Regions from separate parts of the Homo sapiens genome. Here region 1 is linked to region 2. A link is an interaction called in ENCODE POLR2A ChIA-PET data of the cell type or tissue named here. Cell type or tissue: OCI-LY7. All regions are shown on one strand. Each heading gives the region's core, and the rest is flanking DNA. Links, peaks and the distances in the headings are about the cores only.

Evidence for each region. Peaks named below come from ENCODE experiments on the same cell type or tissue, not always from the same donor. Only the 100,000 strongest peaks of a DNase experiment are listed, where the experiment ranks them.
Region 1: POLR2A ChIA-PET joins it to region 2 with 21 read pairs; 2 of 35 experiments call an interaction of 5 or more read pairs at or near these places.

What each region holds. Positions count from the first base shown.
Region 1 is chr15:72,229,750-72,232,653 of GRCh38, forward strand. PKM (pyruvate kinase M1/2) reads right to left here and starts at 1,441. Exons shown (of 11, transcript NM_002654.6): 1 at 1,367-1,441. RefSeq lists silencers at 313-822, 1,383-1,882. In OCI-LY7, for the core only: no CTCF peak of the experiment used is centred there; DNase peaks (open chromatin) are centred at 792, 1,632 and 2,582; H3K4me3 peaks cover 2,500 bases; H3K27ac peaks cover 2,380 bases.
Region 2 is chr15:72,767,835-72,770,738 of GRCh38, forward strand. All of the region lies in intron 3 of ADPGK (ADP dependent glucokinase), which reads right to left. Among named protein-coding and RNA genes, the nearest start is that of ADPGK-AS1, 14 kb to the right of the region's middle. In OCI-LY7, for the core only: no CTCF peak of the experiment used is centred there; no DNase peak of the experiment used is centred there.

The DNA of each region.
Region 1 (2,904 bases), core at 311-2,810, 540 kb before region 2:
TGGTCTCTAACTCTGACCCCCAAACAGCCCTTGACCCACACCGTTTGCGTTCAGTGAACGCGACAGATTTCCTGCCCCCTCCGTAACCAGATCCCCACCCCACCCCGCGGCCTCCGCGTTCCACAATCAGGACGCATTTGTTAAAAAATGTGCCGGATAATTAAAAAAAAAAAAAAGAAAGAAAAAAGAAAGGAAAAGAAAGAAACGTGCCGGAGAGGCGCGGAACGGGCGAGGGCCAGGAGGCCCCAGCAAAGCCTGCAGAGGTTTATCCCGCCCGTTACGAGGCCCAAGGCCATCGCCCGGTGAAGCGGGGTGGGCCCTGGGCGCGGCCGCTACGTGCAGCCCGGCCGCGGCGAGATGGAGCGTGGTCCCTGGCGGCCACCCGGCAAGGGCCGGTCGAGCTCTCGGGCCCCGAGCCATTCCCAGGCCCTCGCAGGCCGCCCATCTAATCCCGGCCACAGGGGACGGCACCGCGCCGCAGGGGCAACCGCCCTGCCTCCCGGCAGCGGGGCAGGCCAACGTTACGTAAGTCTCCAGCTGCCCCCGGGCCGCCGCATCCCGCCCGCCGCGCGGGGCACCCAGCCCAGCCCTCCGCCCGCCCGCCCCGGACACGGGGCCTCAGCACCGCCCGAGCCTGCTGGGAGCTGGGAGGCGGTGATGGAAAAGGGGGGTGGGACCGCGCTCGGAGACCGGAGCAAGTGGGCGGGCGCGACCAGAGCAGAGAGGGAGGGAGGGAGCGGACACGCCAGGCGAGGAAGGGGATGCGGGGGAGCGGACGTGACCAGCAAGCAGGGGGAGGGGCGGCGAGAGGGAACTGGGGCGCGGGAAGGGCGGTCGCGCATGAATGGAGAATGGACGCGGGAGGGGAACCAGAACGCAGTTTCAATGAGTTACACAGAAAGCATTAGAATCAGGGGACACGCACAGCTTGAAGAGGAGGGGGTGGAAGGACCAGACTTAAGGAGGAAGAGGGGAAAACGAGCACGGAACAGGCGGCGCGGAGAAAGGGGAAGCAAGGGTGGAATCAATCACGAGGGACCGAGAGAAGGCAGGCGAGGATGGAGGCGCATTGAGGATTGGGGCAGGAGGAAGAGGATGGGACCAGAATGAGGGGGTAGGGCTGGGGCGGGAAAGGAGCCGGCGGACCCGCCTGATCTGGAAGGAACGGCGCTGGGGACTTCTGAAGAGCAGGCCCCAGGCGTGAGGAGCCGTTCTCCTCTCTCTGAGCTCCACTGCATCCCAGACGCCCTGGATCCTGCGCCGCCCTGCCTGCGTGCCCGGGGCCGGCCGGCGCGCCGGGATTCCGCACTAGCCGGGCGACTGGCCCTTGGTGGGGACTGATGGCGTAGCCTCCTGCACCGCTCACCTCCGGCGCTGACCGACTCGGGCTACGCTGCAAAGACGAAGAGATCCGGAGCCACGGCGCGTGCAGCTGCTGTGCAAGGAGCCACTGCCTCAGCCTCAAGGTTATCCCGCTGCGGGCCGCCGCAATCCCTCCGCCGCCCCGCCCTCTGCCCAATCCCGGCTCCGGGCGACCCGGGCCCCGCCCCCTGCGTCCCCGCGGGCGCAGTCACCTTCAGGAGGAAGCGCGGCGGCGGCGGCGGAACGCGCGGGCAGGTTGCCCTTTCGGTGGGACTAAATTCTGCGGCGGAAGGACACAGATTCAGAGTCACATTTTAAGAAACCTGATGACCAATGGGGACGCGGCGGGGCAACGGGGCCCGCCCCCGGAGCGACTTTCCTCCCAGACCCCCGGGCGCCGGGCCACCTGTTGCCGCCAAGTTGGGCTGCCAGATGGGGTGTCTTTTCTTGGCTCTCGGCCCAGGCCACCCCAGCTGTCCCGGCCTACCTGGGCAGGGCCCAGATTTATGGGTTCCGGGGCAGCATTCTCCCGGCCCCGCCCTGCCACTCCCCACTCCTCCGGGTGTCTGCTCTGGCGCACCCTCGGAGACTGAGCTGAACGGAAAGTTGGGGAGAGCTGCAGACTTGTGCGTGGTTGGAGGTCCTGGCCGCCTTCGGAGGGGCTCTGGCACTGGAGCGGCAGTAGGGAGAACTAGGGACTGCGAAGTGGGCCTGGAGCGGGAGCGCGAGGCCGTTTTCCTCTTAGGACCATTCATTGTGTTAGGACCGCGGAACAAGGAAGGACCGGTTGGGGCCATGTGAATAATTTAGTAGGGTCTGGAATCCTGCAGAGCGAATGCCTCAGAGTAGAAAGTAAATAGACGGTGTTGATATTAGCGCAGAGCTGGGCATCTGGAAATATCAAGTCAGAACATTAGGGCCGATAACCTATGCAGGAGTCAGCATTTCTGTTTTCACCTTTGTCGTGTTTAAGTCAGTATTGTTGGAACTTTTCTTACATTTTTCTACAAGACATTTTCTGATTTCCCAGTTGTTAGCCAGCAACTAATGATGCGAGCAGTTATCAATTAAACAGCTGTTAACTCTTGCCTTCATTCACAGATACAATGTTGCGCATTCAAAATGTGAAGACCGTTCTCTTAGGTTCTTTTTTTATTTTCCTGGCAAAAGAGACCAAATGGGTGTGACCTGCTCAGGCATACCCGCTGCCTGCAGCTGAATCACAGGCCTTCATTCGCTTCCTGTTAGCTCAGATAAGCTGGGAGGAGACAGTGACAGCCTAAAAGTAAATTTCTGTTTGAAGTGAGATAAAAATCTTTCACTTTCTTCTGTAAGTCTTTCCTGGTCCCTTTAGTTGTTGTTGGGAAGGAAATGCTTGATTATTAAGGTGGTGAAAGAACATGAAGTTGTTGAGAAGGAAAAAAGACATGCCCCCCTAGGGAGGGTTAGATTCCTCTCTATCAGAGAAAGAGGGATGGCATAAAAGTCCCTCCCTGGCCCCTGAGCTGAGGACAAACTAAGAACAGTGGTGGACAACACTGG
Region 2 (2,904 bases), core at 136-2,635:
CTAAACCCCTATATGAGAAAACAGGAAAGGTCTCAAATCAATGATTGTAGCTTCTCACCTTAAGAAACTAGAAAAAGAGCAAGTCAAATCTGAAGCAAGCAAAATCCAATGAAAATAGAAAAACAGAGAAAAATAAATTCACCAAAAGCTAATTACTTATTAAAAAGAGCAATAAAATTTATAAACCTCTAGCCAAGCTGATCAGGAAAAAAAAGAAGATACAAATGACCAATATCAGGAATGAGAAGGAAAACATCATTACAAATTGTAGAGATCTTAAAGGAATAATAGAATACCATAATTAACTTTATGCCAATAAATCCAACAACTTAGATGAAACAAATTCCTTGAAAGATACAAACTACTAAAGCTCATTTAAAAAAAAAAAAGGAAAATCTGGATTTCCCTATATCTATTAAAGAAATCAGTTATTTAAAATCTTCCTACAGAGAAAACCCTGGGCCTAGAAGGCTTCACTAGAAGGCTTAAATTCTATAAACATTTAAGGAAGATACAATACCAATGCGACACTCACTCTGTTTTAAAAATTGAAGAAAGGGCCAGGTGTATTGGATGAATCCAAGCACTATGGAAGGCTGAGGCAGGTGGATTACTTGCAATCAGAAGTTGGAGACCAGCCTGGCCAACACAGTGAAACTCCCTCTCTACTAAAAAATACAAAAATTAGCTGGGCATGGTGGCACACACCTGTAGTCCCAGCTACTCGGGAGGCTGAGGCATGAGAATCACTTGAACCTGAGAGACGGACATTGCAGTGAGCTGAGATCGCCACCACTGCACTCCAGTCTGGGCAGAGCGAGACTCCATCTTAAGAAAAAAAAAAAATTGAAGAGAAGATAGGTGTGGTGGCTCACACCTGTAATCCCAGCACTTTGGGAGGCTAAGGCAGGCGGATCGCTTGAGGTCGGGAGTTGAGACTAGCCTGGCAACATGGTGAAACCTCAAGTCTACAAAAAATACAAAATAATTAGCTGGCTGTGGTGACGTGTCTGCAATCCTAAATACTCAGGAACTCGGCTGAGGTGGGAGGATGGCTTGAGCCCAGGAGGCAGAGGTTGCAGTGAGCCGAGATCATGCCACTGCACTCCAGCCTGGATGACAAGGCCAGATCCTGTCTCTCAAAAAAAAAAAAAAAATTGAAGAGGGGGAAACACTTTCCAACTTATTCTACAAGGCCAGTATTGCCCTGACAGCAAAACCACAGACATTACAAGAAAAGAAAAATACAGACCAATATTATTCTTGGGCATTGATGTAAAAATTTTAAACACAATTTTAGTAAACTGAATATGTGAAAAGGATAATGAATACATCAGAACAAAGTAAGCTTTATCCTAGAGATGCAAGGTTGGTTTAATATGTGAAAGTCAATATAATTACCATATATCAAACTAAAAAACAAAAAACCACACAATAACCTCAGTAAATGCAGAATTTGACAAAAGCATTTGACAAAATAAAATAACTATTCCTAATTCTTGCCTAATTCCACAAGTATATATTTTTTTGAGATGGAGTCTTGCTCTGTCGCCCAGGCTGGAGTGCAGTGGCGCAATCTCGGCTCACTGCAACCTCCGCCTCCCGGGTTCGAGCGATTCTCCTGCCTCAGCCTCCTGAGTAGTTGGGACTACAAGCGCCTGCCACCATGCCCAGCTAATTCTTTGTATTTTTAGCTAAGACAGGGTTTCACCATGTTGGCCAGGCTGGTCTTGAACTCCTGACCTCAGGTAATCCGCCTGCCTCGGCCTCCCAAAGTGCTGGGATTACACAAGTATATTTTTTAAAGGCACGGTTCCTCTCCTGAAATTTGGCTTCTATTCTATCATTCCACTAAACCTGCCTTTACTATATTCACCAGCGTCTATTTCAAAGATGCAATATAGCATGGCTATTAGGAGAATGGATTCTGAAGCTTGACTACTTGGGTTCAATTCCCACTCTACTCATTATCAGGTATGTGATTTTCACCAGTTTTAACTTCTCCATGCCTCATTTTTCCTATCTGCAAAATGGGGATAATAAAAAGACTTCCCTTATAGGGCCCTATGAAGATTTAAATTGGTTCATACACATTTAAAGCACCTAAAACTTAAAACAGTGCCTGGTATATGGTAAAAAACTATAGAAGGAAGTGCCAGCTATAATTACCACCTCTGGAAAATACCTAGTTCTTAATCTCTGTAGTTCTCAGATGATCTCTCAGTCCATGTTGAGAAGCATTTCAGAAAGTTAAACTGAGTCTCTTTGAGAGTGCATACAGGGTGAAGTAAAGGCAGAGCCTGACACTTGAATCCTGACTCTATCATTTACTAGCCAGGTGCCCCTGGGCACCTTACTTAGCCTCTCTAGACCTCTGTCTTTGAAATCATAAGACTGTTGTGAGGATTGAGTAACAGAATGCTTCTCTTTCCTCAGTCTCCTACCAAAGCCAGACCTGTTTTATTAGAATGCCTTCCAATCAGACTGGTCCCAGGACCAGCTACTCCAGAGACCAAGAGCAAATGCTGGTCCCAGGGGAGGTCAATACTGAAAGGTCAATCTTGTACTCAGCCATGACCGTCCTGGGTATTGTCTTCCCAGAGGGCAGAATTATTTCTCAGGATCAGGAGGGTGGCTTCTTAGGAAACCATGAAAACTCCTGGGATTCTGATGGGAATGGCCTGGGCTCTCTCTAAAGGGCTTATGATCAATCTCCTTTTCTTCCACCCATTAGCTGGTAATATTTCCAAAGGTCAGCCCTGGAATTTCTAATCTTCTCTATTTGGGAGTTAATTACAATTTATAAACATAATGACTGCAAAAGTCTTTATTTTCTTTTTATTATTCTTTCTTAAAAGTATTTTCTACCCTAATATTTCATGAGAACTTTGATTCCTATTAAAA